Linked DNA regions of Mus musculus: regions 2 and 3 are each linked to region 1. Evidence: chromatin loops called from intact Hi-C (ENCODE). Cell type or tissue: heart. All regions are shown on one strand. Links, peaks and the distances in the headings refer to the core of each region. The heading gives the core; the rest is flanking DNA.

Region 1 (5,930 bases), core at 1,655-4,154:
TATGGTTTACATAAATGTGTGTGTGTGTGTGTGTGTGTGTGTGTGTGTGTGTTTAGGGAGGGTATGTGCACGTGGATATAGATTCCTGTGGAGTCGATAAGGTGTTGGATCCCTTGGAACTGGAGTTACAGGTGGCTATGACACTGCCTGACATGGGTGCTGGGAACTGAACCCAGGTCCTCTCAAAGAACAGTATGCTCTCTTAACCTCAGCTACTTTCTCTTGCCCAGCCCTACCCTTAACAGTTTTGTCCTTCCTTCCTTCCTTCCTTCCTTCCTTCCTTCCTTCCTTCCTTCCTTCCTTCCTTCCTTCCTTCCTTCCTCCCTCCCTTCTTTCCTTCTTTTTCTTGTTTTTTGGTTTTTTTGGGCCAGGGTATCTCTGTACTATGTAGCTCTGGCTGTTTTAGAACTCATTACGTAGACCAGGCTGGCCTGGAACTCAGAGTACTGCCTCTACCTTTGCAGTGATGGGATTAAAGGTGTGACCACTACACCCAGCAGAGACTTGTTTCTTTTTTTCATTTCTCTTCCTTTTCTTTTTTCTTTTCTTTTCTTTAAGATTTATTTATTGTTATATGTACTGGTGGTCTGTATGTCTGTGTGAAGGCGCCAGATCTTCTGGAACTGGAATTATAGACAGCTGTGAGTTGGCGCTGAGAACTGAACTAGGGTCCTCTGGAAGAGCTCTTAACCACTGAGCCATCTCTCCAGCCCCAGAGACTTGTTTTTAAAGACACTCAGAGTCGGGCGGTGGTGGTGCATGCCTTTAATCCCAGCACTCGGGAGGCAGAGGCAGGTGGATTTCTGAGTTCGAGGCCAGCCTGGTCTACAAAGTGAGTTCCAGGACAGCCCGGGCTATATAGAGAAACCCTGTCTCAAAAAACAAAACAAACAAACAAAAAGAATTTGGGATCACAGCTATCCATAAGGGACTTTATTAGGGGTAGGCTAACAACGCCGGGCTGATCCCAGTTTCTTACATGAACTATTAGCTGGTAGCATTCATTGAGCACACACTATGACCAGATGCTGACAGGAACAGTTCCAGACAGCACTTCTAAGTGCAGCTGCTCTCTGCCTGTCTGGAGAATAACCCCAGGGAACCTGCTAATACCGGATCCTCGACTCTGCTGGGGAACATCTCCTCAGAGTCTCCACAAATAGTGTCTTGGAGTGTGTGTGCAGGCGCATACCCAGGCGCGTACAGTTCAGGGGCTTATAGCTTGTGAAAGTCAGTTCTCACCTTCCACTCTGTGGGCCCCAGGGACCAAACTCAGGTCGTCAGACTGGGTGCCAAGTGCCTTTATGTCACCGGCCTCCTGTTCTTTATTCTTGTATCAGTTTAGCTTCAGAAACATTGCTTTAATGAACAGCTTGGCAATGACTAGCTGTGATGACATATGCTCTCAAAGGGGACAATAAGATTTCACCTCAGAACAAGGCTTTAACTTAGTGAGTTAAGGGCATGTTAGTCCATGCACCTTAGAGCAGGGTGGACCTAGGAAACCTGCAGTTTCTTAGGACAGGGTATAGGCTTGTGTCGAGGCAATGAGAAGGATCTTGTGGTGGAATAGAGAGCCCTGACAGACACCTTGTCAGACCTTGTCAGGGCAGGAGAACTTAGCACGTGCATCCCTCCACTCTGAGGTCACACACACCGGAGCCTGAAGCTCAGGCGCTAGGCCCACTCTGTATCAGAACACTCACTCTGTGTCTTCCGGATGTCGGTCAGCAGTCGGAGAGCCAAGCTGGGAGCCTGCAGACATGATTTCCAGCTGGGTCGCTATGGCACTTATGTTGGTATCTGCCACAACCTGTGGGAGGGAGTGACAAGGTATTTTACTGTAAGTTGCAAGGATGCTGGAGAAACCACGGCTGTATTCTAAACAGCATTCCTCCTGCACGGAGAGCTGGAGAGATGGATTATTCGTTTCTCGTTTCCCTTTCTCTCTCCCCATCTTTCTCACTTGAATTTCCTCCCTCACTTCCCGAGACAGAGACCCACTGGTGTTAAAACTCTCAATGTTCCTGCTGCGCCCTTCCCAGGGCCGGGGTTTCAGCATGCACCTCCATGCTGCGCTGGAGGCTTTCATTTTTTTCTTAAACTCTTTCCTTCATTTGACTTCCAGTGGCTGCTGCCTCTCCATCCCCTTCTTTATTCTTTTGTGGAACTGGAGACTGAATCCAGAGCCTCTGAACGAGGACTCTCTCACTCACCCATGTGGCCACACCCTCCTTTTGAAACCTTTTATTTTGAGGTAGGGCCTTACAGAGCAGCAGACGCAGCGATCCTCATTCCTCAGCCTTCCAATAGCTGCTGGAATCACAGGCCTGTGCCACCGGCCCAGGTACATTAGCCTCGTGCATCTTCCCACCCCACCATCCTCTCTTGCTGACTCTTGTGCAGTGTGACAGGCCTAGCTCCCAAGTTCCTAGTCTTTCTCATCCACACTGGGTCTTGTGCTATTAATTTAAATACCACCCGTGACGACATCCCCAGCTCTCTATCTCCAGCTCTACCTTACTTAACTCCAAACCCTTATGATGTGTCCCCAGTGATGTTCTTCAGGAACCCACTGCTAACGTCCCCAGCCCTCTGCCCCACAGCCTGGGCTCTTGCAGCTTTCTACATCCTAGATGACTGTGACCAGTTCTTGTGGTTTCATAAGGTAAGTAAGGTTGGTTGGTACCATCCTTGATGTCTCTGTCTCAGCCCACTGTCCTCCCAGGTGCTGCAGGCTGACCCACAAAGTCATCTCGTGGAGTTCTACAGGAACCACCTCACTGCTCAGCCTCACTTTTCTCAAGTAGCTTAGAACCAAGTTAGCATGGCGCCGATTACTCCAGACTCTGCCTGAAGTCATCTGCAGAGAACTGGATGCTGGGCCACAAGCTGAAGTCCTTCCTATGACCTTCAAGGTGTCCTGCCCTGTGGCAGCTCTCCTAACATTTCCCTGAGTTCAGCATTCTGACCTCATTGTCCTGCCGGCTGTCCTACCCCCACCCTAGAACAGAGCCCAGGGATCTGGAGGGCTGACTGTCCCACTGCAGATCCGGAGAGGAATTTGCCCAGGAGTGCAGGGAAACTTGATGTGACGCAGTTCCAGAACATACCAACAGAGGGCACACATGCCTCAGTTGTGAAACAGCTGTCTGTAAAGCAGGAGAAAGGCGATGGGCCAGAGGAGGGGTCAGAAAGAATTTGGGGATCATCCAGACGAGGGGAAAACAGTTATGTACAAGTGCAGCGTGTTCTAGAAATACAGTCATGGGAAGAATAGTCAACTAAATGGGGACATGCGCAGCATAAAAGCCTAAGACGCGTAGCATAAAAGCTCCCTTCTAGACTCTCTTCTTCCAGTAGCAGGCAGGGCTGTCTCACATAGCCTAGAGCCTCAGCAGACGCTGCCTGCTCTCAAGGCACACTCTTCACAAACAATTCCATTCCAGCTTCTCCAGGCCTGAGCCTCCAGGACCCACATACTCCCGACTTTCTCGCTGCTGGTAGGGTCTGCTCTCTGCTATCTCTGCTTACCTCCAGGCTCTGTCAGAGGCCCAGGTGACTTCAGAGTCAAGTGACAGCACATCCATCCCCTGGCTTTAAGTTCTGCCGCTGTGCTTATAACCCAGCAGCTATGCTCGGCCCAGTCACCACTTTGGGATTTGCATTGACATCGCTCAGCTTATCAAAATTAGGATACCAAGTCCAAGTTTGGACTTGGGGGGTGGGGGGTAGCTCAGTGGCAGAATGCCTGCCTAGCATGTTCCATTCTCAGAGGACACACAGCATGCACCCCACCCTACTTCCTCTCCAAACTCTGGACCCTAAAACACACTCCCTCTGCTCAGCTGACTTTTCCTTTCATTTTTTCCACTTATTATCAAATTACACCTCCAGCTCCCCCATAACGAACTAAGAAGGTATAATACTGAAACCCTGCTGGGGCTGGGACTGTCATCTGAGACAGGCACTGAGGTGCTCAGTCCCAGTAGCCTCCTGGTGCCGCCTGCTCCCGAATGAGTTCCCAGCCCTGTTCACTCTTCTCTTCTACCTTCCCCTGTCATCTTCCCGGATACACAATGGCACTCTCCCCCTGGAAACCTTTCACCACTGCCCCTTTGTTTGTGGGAGAAGACGCTAAGCATGTGCAGTACCCCCGACCCCTGACCAACACACACTTCTAATCTTTCCTCCGTTCCTCTCAATCTTCCAGACTTTTCTCCCTGGGAATCTCTACACAAGCCAGCTTAGCTGACAGCCTGCTCCTCGTGCGACCTTCTCTAGTGCCCCTGCCTAAGTCAATTCTTCCTGTTTTCTTCTGCATTTTCAACCCGTTTCTTAGGGATTGACAGTGCATGTTTTTTTTTTGGTGGCTGTGGATCTCGGCTCCAGCTCTACGAGCAGCAGGGTCATGCCCCAGCATGTGCCTATGGAAGAACCCTGAAGAGAATGAGTGGGCTGGAAGCCTTCAGGAGGGACAGAGAGATTGAGGTGATTATGTGGAGACGGGGCTTCTGGTCCTTTAAGGAGAGAGAAAATCTAACAGGTAGGCCCCACTCCACAGAGACATGACAGAGGGAGTGAATGAAGGACGTCCAGGCACTGACCAAGCTAATGTCATTTTGATATTTTTGTTTTGCTTTTTTTTCAAATGATTTATTTTTATTCTATGAGCATTGGTGTTTTATCTCATGTGTCTTGTGTGAGGGTGTTGGATACCCTGGAACTGAAAGTACACCAAGCTGTGAGCTGCCATGTGGATGCTTGGAGCTGAATCCTGGTCCTCTGGAAGACCAGCTCGCGCTCTTTCTTAACTGCTCAGCCATTGCTTCAGCACCAACTTTTTCTTTTTACGTTTGTTTAGTGTGTGTGTGTGTGTGTGTGTGTGTGTGTGTGTGTGTGTGTTGGGGCATGTGATGGTTTGTATATCCTTGGACCAGGGAGTGGCACCATCTGAAGGGGTGGCCTTGTTGGAATAGGTGTGACCTGGTTGGAATGGGTGTGTCACTGTGGATGTGGGTATAAGATCCTCACCCTAGTTGCCTGGAAATCAGTCTTCCACTAGCAGCCTTTGGATAAAGACATAGAACTCTCAGCTCCTCCTGTGCAATGCCTGCCTGGATACTGCCATGCTCCCACCTTGATGATAATGGACTGAACCTTTGAACCTGTAAGCCAGCCCCAATTAAATGTTGTTGTTGTTGTTGTTGTTGTTTTTTTATAAGACTTGTTTTGTTTACGACTCCATCTTGTTTCTTTTCCTTCTTTGAGAGTTCTCCTGAGTGTTTCTCACTTAAAGTGACTTGGACCTCAGGAACAACAGGTATGCCTGACAACGTTTGAAGGCAAAGGGTAGAACTCAGCAACTTTCTTAGCACCAACATAACTCTGCATTGCCAATCCTGAGAAAATGGCCTAAGACAATGATCAACCAGTGGATAGCCAGACCAAGATGACCTGGAATCCTACCCGAGAACTTCGAGCTCCTTTGATTCTCTGCTGTGTGCCCAGGATGACTGTTGGCAGCTGACATGGATCCTTGGGTCACAGTGGTTCCCTGTGGGATCAATCTGCTTATTTAATAAGCTCCTTTTTTTGGCCTCACCCCATCTCCTTCTGGATTTTATGGGGAAGAGGAGGTAAGACAGGGTCTCTCTTGTGTGCAGTCTAGGCTAGCCTGAAACTGATCCTCCTGCCTCAGCCTCCTGAGTGTTAGGAGTACAGGCAAGGTGTGAGCCCCCAGGCTCAGACTGTGTGGGAAAAGAAGCTGAGCCCAGTCTACTGGGATTCCTGGGAGCCAGGCTTCTATCAGAAGTGAATGCTTATGGAACTGAGTGGCACACGGTGATCTCATGAAAAAGAAGCTCAAGCTGGTCACACAGGATATGCTCATGGGACTATGTCATGTCCCTATTGGACGGAAGCAGAAA
Region 2 (4,215 bases), core at 1-2,500, 160 kb after region 1:
TTTATTTTGTGGCCAGCTTCTATTGATAACATGTTAATGTCCCATTTTCCTGCTGAGAGGCAGTGCTTCGGGGGACAGCATCTTTCCCATGCAAATTAAAGGCAGCTATGGATTTAAGCTTGCCCCCAGTTCAGAAGAGTCACCAACATTTCTCTTCCTTATTGCTTCCAGCACAAAATCAGGTTTGCCACAAAGCAATCAGTCCACTATAATGCCTTAGTTATGACTCACTAGTGTCTCTGACACTTTAAATACAATTCAGCTTTGGGATGAAAACTTAAATGGGAACAAAAGTAATTCATAGAAACTGTTTAAAAAAAAAAAAAAAAGCTAAACCCACTTCACCTGCCCCACCTTGCCCAGCCCAGCCCAGCTCAGCTCAGTACACCTAACCCACATATGGCAATGTGCAAAGATGTCTGTCCTTTACATTACAAGCCAAATCTATCAGTCACTTCAGTGTTGTCCAGCCTTTCTGTATAAACTATAGGTAAAACAATCATTACTGCATCATAAGCCAAGCAGCGAAAGAGTCAGGAACACACAAGGCAATTTAAATGTAGCTTAAAGCTGCTCAACAATTCCACTGTAAAGTGTGTACTTCTGTTAAATTCACCTGAACTACAGCAAGGGCTGAAGCTTAAAACACGGTCACAGTTCAAGAAAGCTAAAAGAGGAAACCAGTATTACCAGCTTCTAATCATATAGCTAGGGTATAAACATTACTTATTTCACTTAATTATAAATAGGACAAGTCCATAAAAGGGCAATTAACTATGTAAGACATAAGGAAAGCCATTCTATAAAACTAAAAAAATTAATCTTAACCAGTACTCTTATATTTTGCATTATCAAAAATAAAAAGGGTTTATGTAGCAAAAGCTGGGTGCTACTCATGCTGCCTGCTATTGGCAGTGAGTGAGCATTCTCCAAGCTCCATGCTTGGTCAGTAAGTACTGTTGGCTACACTGACATCTATTGGTGAGGCAGAGATCTACCTGAATGCACAGGGCACTATGGGGGATATGACTGCACAAAAGACCTCTGTCCTCTGTTCACGGAGGTAAGCACTGGGTGCAGAGCTTAAAAGTGACACCTGGGTCTACCTTTGCTTCATCAGCACCCTGTTTTGTGATATGGGGCAAATTAATGACTCTTGGTCTCAGGATTCTCAGCCACAGAATTTGACAAGCCTCAGGTGCGATTTGCAACACTGAAATACCACACACCCCCGGCACACACACACACACACACACACACACACCCTTACAGAAGACAAGTGACTTTCTTTCCGTTCTCTGGAGCAGCATGCTACTTGATTTCCACTCCTTTAATGGAGACCTGTTTACAACGTTATCTATCTCTTACATGCATAGTATTTAATTCATACCTTGTTATGATTTAAATATCTGTGTTAATTACAACTGTACATAACAAATGCAGAAGTCAGTGATTTTAATACCTTTAAAGAGTTGCAGTGGTTTGAATGGGGAGTGCCCCCCATAGGCTCAGGTATTGGTTCCCAGTTAGTGGTGCTGTCTGGGGAGGTTACCAAACCCTTGCTAGAGGAAGCCTTGAACTGAGGGCAGGCTTTGAGAGTTTATGGCCACACTGGACTTTTAGTTCACGCTCTCTGTTCTCAGCTTCCTGGGATTAACCCATGCTTTCCTTCTGGTTATCTGCTCTCTTTCTCTGGAACCAAAAGCCAAACACACTCTTTCTTCCCAAGTAGCTTATGTTCATTACAATGTATCAATTTTAGAACAAGCCTCAACATTCCAGGAAGCCATGCGCCATCTAACCACATGTAGCCCATGGAGACTGGAGGTGTTGATGTGTCTCTTCCCACGCAGACAGCCCTACAACAGTCAGTCAGTCAAGACAGTGGCACAGGGCACAGCTCTACACAGCATGGGCACTGGAAGGTAGAGTTCTCTACTCTCTTCTATCTTCCACAATTTCCAAACTTTCATTTACAAGTCAAAAGAATTTTAAGTTCTCATATTAACTAACAGTATATTTCACTCAGGATCTGGATTAAAACCATGTTACTTTTCTGGACTGCTTTAGTGATCCAAAGCCCAGGTGTGAGGCAAATGCGCAGCCGCTGGCTATCCTAGCTGTTTTACACTTCTGACTGCAGTGCCCCTGTGCTTTCTAACTGTTCTATCATTAGGAAATGTATAACCTTTTCTTAGTGGACAATACTGACAAGGGGTGGGCGTGTGTGTGTGTGTGTGTGTGTGTACATGCATAAGGTATGTCTGCATATGGTAGCCAAAAGAATTTTAGATTTACAATCGTTGGGACAGACAACTGCATCATCCGTTTCTGTCCTTATGTTTTGGGAAGAGTGTGGGGACTGAGCTCTCTGTCCTGCTAGCTTCCTCGGATGAGGGCACTAGTAAATGCCCCGATAGTCTTCCAAACCTGACACGGATTTTGTTTGTCTGAGACAAGTTTTTCATCCCTGCATGAAAACAGAAGAATTTCCTGCAAAACTATTTTTAAACACCAAAAGTGCATGTACTTGGTTTTATATATGCACATTAAGAACTTTTGAGGACATCTGATATGGAACAACTAACTGCTGATAAGCAACCTTTGGGGACCAGTTTAACAAAGGCACATCGAGTATTAACTACAGAGGCGGCAGCTGTACAGCTCTTACAGAGTGTCAATGGTGTATCTGAGTTCTAGTACACTAAGTTTTTATCAGTTTTCGCTTCTACACTTATAAAATATTTGAACTCTCAGTAACAGTTTTGTTAATAAACTTCATTTCCATAAGCCCAGCATTCAAGAGGCTGAGACAAGAGAATCAGGAGTTCAAGATCAGCCTGACCTACATAATAAGACTATTTCAGCAAAACAGAGCAAATCAAAAATGAAACAACAAAATACAAACAGGAATTGAGGCACAGCATGAAGCTGTAGTGTCTGATAATCTAGGTTGTATAATCTGCATAAACCAGGTCACCATGTGAGGTTATCAGTATGTTTCACAACTGTAATACAGTGCTAGGTAAGTATTCAAGTAAATAACACATAACTGGTGCCAAGCAGAGACTAGAGAAGCCACATAAATACATTATAGCCCATAACCAACCCAGGAAAGGGAAAACCAAGATGAAAATGCAAACCACAAAGACAATTCTATCCTGGAATGATCATATCAGGAAAGGGAAGAATTCCCACCAGGATAGGATGGGGCTGCGTTTATAGCTCTGAAAGCTAGGTAACAAGAAGCAGCCCAAGAGCAGTTCATTGTATGTTTCTAGCAGCTAGGCTGCCCTTGCCAGCCAGCAGCTGGGGTGAGGTGGGTGTAAGCAAGCACAGAAAAGAGTCAGGCTGCTAGGCGAGATGCTACGGCACTGCAGGGCTATACCCAGAGACAAAGGGAACAGGGACTGTGAGGGGGAGAGAGTTACCTTTCCTCAGAGTTGAGAGCCCTAATTGGTTACCCTGAAATTGTATTCATACAAGCAACACTAACTGGATTCAGAAGGCTATATTTATATTTATGCCTACATAGATATGTAACAATAACAATAAAAAAGGAGGTGATGATTTTGAGAGGGAAAGAAGACAATGAAGGGAAGGAAGGAATGATGTAATTATATTGTAATCTTTAAAAAGTGAAAGTGAGTACACAGACACTGGACAGATGCTGAAGCCAGCAGGAAAGGGCCCCTGTGCAGCAACACAGCTCTCGGCCAGCCCTACTGTCCCACTGGGGTCAGAGACCCTCCGTCACACACATCTCCACTATTGAAATTCAATGTACCCACCAAAAAATAGGTTCTGTAGCCACTCACCTCCTGGAACATAAGAGAGTTTAGTAAGGAAGACAGATAGATATTAATCTAACAGTTCCACTGAAAGCTATACTATGCTAAGTGCTATAAAACAGTAGGTAAAGGACATGGGCTTTAGCCCATATTACTGGGCTAAAGAATCAGGTGCAGCTTCCAAAGGTGACAAGGAGTGAAATAAGAGGTCTAACAGCCTTCTGAATATCTAATGGGAATGCATTCGAAGCTTCAAGAAGAAATACGCTACATACTCTGTCCTCAACAAACCTTGGCCTGCCAGCATGTTGCTGTAACTATGTTCACTGGCTAGTTTTATGTCAACCTGACACAAGCTAGAGTCATCAGAGAGGAGGGAACCTCAATTGAGAAAATGCCTCCTTAAGATTTGGCTATATTTTCT
Region 3 (4,215 bases), core at 1-2,500, 210 kb after region 1:
TACATGAACCTTACCGCTGCACCATACACAGACTCATATAGACACAGACATGGACAGACAGACAGACACCACACACACACACACACACACACACACACACACACACACACACACAAGAATAAGTGTTGCATGGTAAAGTGACTGCCTGGCATGAGAGCATCAGCAACACACATACAGGTATGCGCTTACAGTGCATTTTTTAAAATATCTGAAAATATGACAGACTTTGGGGCCTAGGTCAGAAAGATTCCAATATAAATGGATTCATGAGCAAGCCAATATGCAGACCTCTCATCAGTGGGAGGACCCTGTGTTCTCTGATGTGAGTACAGAAGATAACAGACATATTGATGCAGAAAAACCTGGAACTCAAGAGTAATTCTCCTAATTCAGTTTACTGAGCACTATGATTAGAGGTGTGAGCCACAATACCAAGCCTACTGTCTGAATTTCAGATGACAGAAAGTGATGCTGAGAGAATTAAGGAACCTGGACACCACTAGCCACTGGTTAAGGATAGAGCCGAGCTTCCACAGGATAGCTGTCAGGAAGAACTCTGAATGAGGGAAAGGTACCCTGCTGCAAATATCCTAGAGCCCAGTACAGCTCTGCCTGATGCTGGGATAGATAGGAATACAATGCAGCACTGTTCTAAGCCTTCCTTCCTCATCAACCAGCCACACACAGCACATCTGCGGCCACTGCTTCTGTGTTGCATGGGCCACTCTACACAGGCCACCGGAGTAGACAGGGTTCTGCTGAGCTTGCTTCTATCCAAGTCTTCCGAGAGAAGAGGGAGAAACAAACTGCAGGATTTACTGTCACACTTTGGAATTAGCAATGCAAGGATGTGCCAAGATGCAGGCTATATCTGTGAGAAGCACTGGTGGCTCGTTTGAAGATTTCTGGCTTTGCTTTCCACACCTCGGTGCATTCTTTTCAAAGCACTGCACAGAATTATAGCAAAATATACACACCAACATCAACACAGCCTACAACTGCCTTTGAACAACACTCTCAAATACAATTCTTGCTTTTCCTTCTCAACTGACCTCAACTGTTTCCCAAGTGACTAGGCCCTTGTTAACTGTCTAGCATAATCTGATATTTAACAAGATATTTAATATGTAGCAAGAGAATTAAAAAAAAGGACCTTACTAATAAGGTATGTAGTGTTAAGCTATAATTACACTGTTATTTTCAAGTAGAGGGAGCTATTGTACAGGAAGAGAGATGCAGGGCTTAGCAATCCGGTGTTTTTGCAAAGGCAATCACAGCAGCCATATGGAAGAGCTGTCCACTTTGTCACTGACAACCATGAATCACAACATGCTTTCATTTTGAAATATGAAACCATTACATTTTAAGTTTAGCACACTAATAAATAAGCTATACAATTATGTCCTTCATTTAGGATGTCAGTTTTTGATAAAAGGCTTTTTTATTGGGACAAGAGGGAAACTGCATGAAATACATGGAAGGGAGGAAGGAATGGCTTCCCATTAGTGATCACCAAACATTACCAGAAAGGCTAAAAAGAAAATCCACCAAAAGTAAATGATTTTTCTAAGCTTGCTGTGGATACTTGCACAGCAGTATGAGCGCGTTCTAAGTGAAGCTGACAAACAAGTATTAGGAAGAGCATCACTATAAGAGAAATAATGAAAATAGTTCTGCTGTGGAAAGATAATGAATTTCATTTATTACAGAAAAGTCAAGTGAGGCATTGTGTACAGGGAGCAGAGTCTCCTTCAGAATGCAAACTAGTGTTAGGGGCACTTGCTTACTAAAACCATTCAGGCTTGGTGTCCTAGTCAAATAATTGGACCACTTTTTCCTGGAGGACAGCACCCAAAGATTGCTTCTTTGTGGCTTATAGAAAGAAAACTGAAGCATTCTGTCTGTCTGTCTGTCTGTCTGTCTCTCACACACACACTAATACACACACACTCATACACACACTCACACACACACTCATACATACACACACTCACACTCATACACACACACTCACTCACACTCTCTCTCTCTCTCTCTCTCTCTCTCTCTCACACACACACACACACACACACACACACACACACACACACACACACACACGAAGCTTCCTATCACTTCCTAGCCACTGTCCTGAGGATGATGCTCCTGACTGTACATACGATTTCCCACATCCCATTATGAGCAAGTGGTTTCTGCAATCAGCAATCAATCATGCAACTGCTCTTGCCTACCAGGGTGGCTGCTTTGTGACTCTTTGCTACACGTAAAGTCCTCAGACATCATCTTTAGAAATGCTGCTTCTCACTAGAAATGTCCACTTTTTGGAAATAGTCTATAATATCATAAACATGGTCTATCAAACAAGATGGTAAAGATATTTCTCAAGATTGCCACTGTGCACTTGCACTTGTGTGTGTGTGCGCGCGTGTGTTACACAGGCACCACCATCTGAGGACAACCTGCTGGAGTCAGAGCTCTCCTACTCGGGTTACCATGTTTAGCAGCAAGTGCTTTTACCCTCAGATCCATCTTGACAGTCACTATCATAATTTTTCAATTTCTCATGTTTCCCCTTTTGATGAAGACAACTGCAAGATGCTGCCTTAGAGTGACCCTCCAACAGAGGGCACCAAAATGGCCAATCACAGAGCATAAGAAACACTTGCTAGTTGCCTTAGGAAGGAAAGTCCTGTTTATTCAAAAGCTTTGCGTGCTATTACACCTTCTACAGTGTGTGTCCCAGGTTTGTTTTAACTCAACCATTTATGAAATGGATGTTTCATGAGAGTGTGAAGTTCTTTAAAAGGACAAAACTCCTCAAATCAACTAAGAACAGCAAATGTTCAGGGCACACTGCCCAGAGGCCAGGAGAGCAGTGTGTTTCCCACACTCATCACTCAGCTGTGGAGCACTGGCCAGCTAGCTCTGTCTCACAAGCCAGTCAAGACACCTGATCAAAGAAAGGGCATCTAGGACATTTTTGAACTCTTGAGGTGATGCTAAAATTTGATATTTATTGTGAATATTGGGTTCTGCAATTTTTAGGGAGATCCAACCTAACAAGGAGACCCCTTTCTCCCTGGCACAGTCTTGCCCTCTTGCCCTCTCACAATGAGGTGGATATTTTACAAGTCAAACTCTTATCCTTCCATGTCTTCTATCAGCTCCTCCTCTGCCAGCCCACTGCCTTGTTTAGCCTCACACTGCTTCCTGCCTGGATTCATGTTACAATCTGGCACCATGTTTACAGTCTCTAATCTCAACCCCTTCAGTCCACTTTCTACAGAGATAATAGGAACTTTAAGAAAATGAAGATAAAAATGGACCTAAGAACCAGAGGTCAGGAAGAGACACACTGAACCAAGGTGTTCTGCACCCATGAATTCACAGAAGCTGAGGCACCGACCAAGAGGAGGCCAGGTGCCGGGCAGTGGTGGCCGACACAAGAGGAGGCCAGGTGCCGGGCAGTGGTGGCCGACACAAGAGGAGGCCAGGTGCCGGGCAGTGGTGGCGCTTGGGAAGCAGAGGCAGGTGGGTTTCTGAGTTCGAGGTCAGCCTGGACTACATAGTGAGTTCCAGGACAGTCAGGGCTACATAGAGAAACCCTGTCTCAAAAAAAAAAAAAAAAAAAAAAAAAAAAAAAAAAAGAGGAGGCCTGGCAATATTCTAACAAGGAAAGAGAGAGGGGGCGCTCACAAGCTCCCTCCACATCACAGGAACTGCTGACTGCTCCTGACTGACTTTGGCAGAGGGGCCGTTGTCTTTAAGGGTGAAGCATCACACTCTCAGTACATGGGCAACACAAACTGGAATCCACAGGCCATTAAAAAGAAAAGAAAACTGAGGCAGTAGGGAGGGAGAAAGGATCTGGGAAGAATGGGGGTAAGGCTATGTGAACATGATCATAAATATTGTGAGATAGCCTCAAAGAATTAAAATAGTTCTTTAAAAATAAAACAAGACCTAAAAAGTAAAACAAAAATATGATCACAGCCCCCTCCTCTGCTTAAAACATGTAATGACAGTATTGTCTTTAGGATTAAATTCCAACTCTTAAATTTTATGCAGACAAGTGCCTGTGGGTGTGCAGTTCAGTCCCAGCACGTCCTGGCTGCTCCTTTGTGCCACACCTTATCACAACAGTACAGGACAACTGAAACTCACGGGGCTGTGCGAGCTGTTCTTGTCAGGCCACTGCCACCCATCCACATCTTT

The links. A loop is a pair of places that touch in the nucleus more often than their neighbours do. Peaks named below come from ENCODE experiments on the same cell type or tissue, not always from the same donor. Only the 100,000 strongest peaks of a DNase experiment are listed, where the experiment ranks them.
Region 2: a loop joins it to region 1, with 11 times the contacts of the local background. A loop is called at or near these places in 15 of 42 quality-filtered maps.
Region 3: it touches region 1 in a loop (3-fold over the local background); 3 of 42 quality-filtered maps call a loop at or near these places.

What each region holds. Positions count from the first base shown.
Region 1 is chr4:98,699,878-98,705,807 of GRCm38, reverse strand. Patj (PATJ, crumbs cell polarity complex component) reads right to left here. Exons shown (of 44, transcript NM_172696.2): 43 at 1,707-1,813. It overlaps Gm35073 (predicted gene, 35073), which reads left to right and starts at 5,053. Exons shown (of 2, transcript NR_151609.1): 1 at 5,053-5,170; 2 at 5,272-5,930. In heart, for the core only: a CTCF peak has its summit at 3,117 (motif pointing right); no DNase peak of the experiment used is centred there; H3K27ac peaks cover 575 bases.
Region 2 is chr4:98,542,335-98,546,549 of GRCm38, reverse strand. The region is part of intron 27 of Patj (PATJ, crumbs cell polarity complex component); the gene reads right to left. Among named protein-coding and RNA genes, the nearest start is that of Gm40210, 35 kb to the left of the region's middle. In heart, for the core only: a CTCF peak has its summit at 971; no DNase peak of the experiment used is centred there.
Region 3 is chr4:98,486,597-98,490,811 of GRCm38, reverse strand. The region is part of intron 17 of Patj (PATJ, crumbs cell polarity complex component); the gene reads right to left. Among named protein-coding and RNA genes, the nearest start is that of Gm40210, 91 kb to the left of the region's middle. In heart, for the core only: a CTCF peak has its summit at 1,210; no DNase peak of the experiment used is centred there.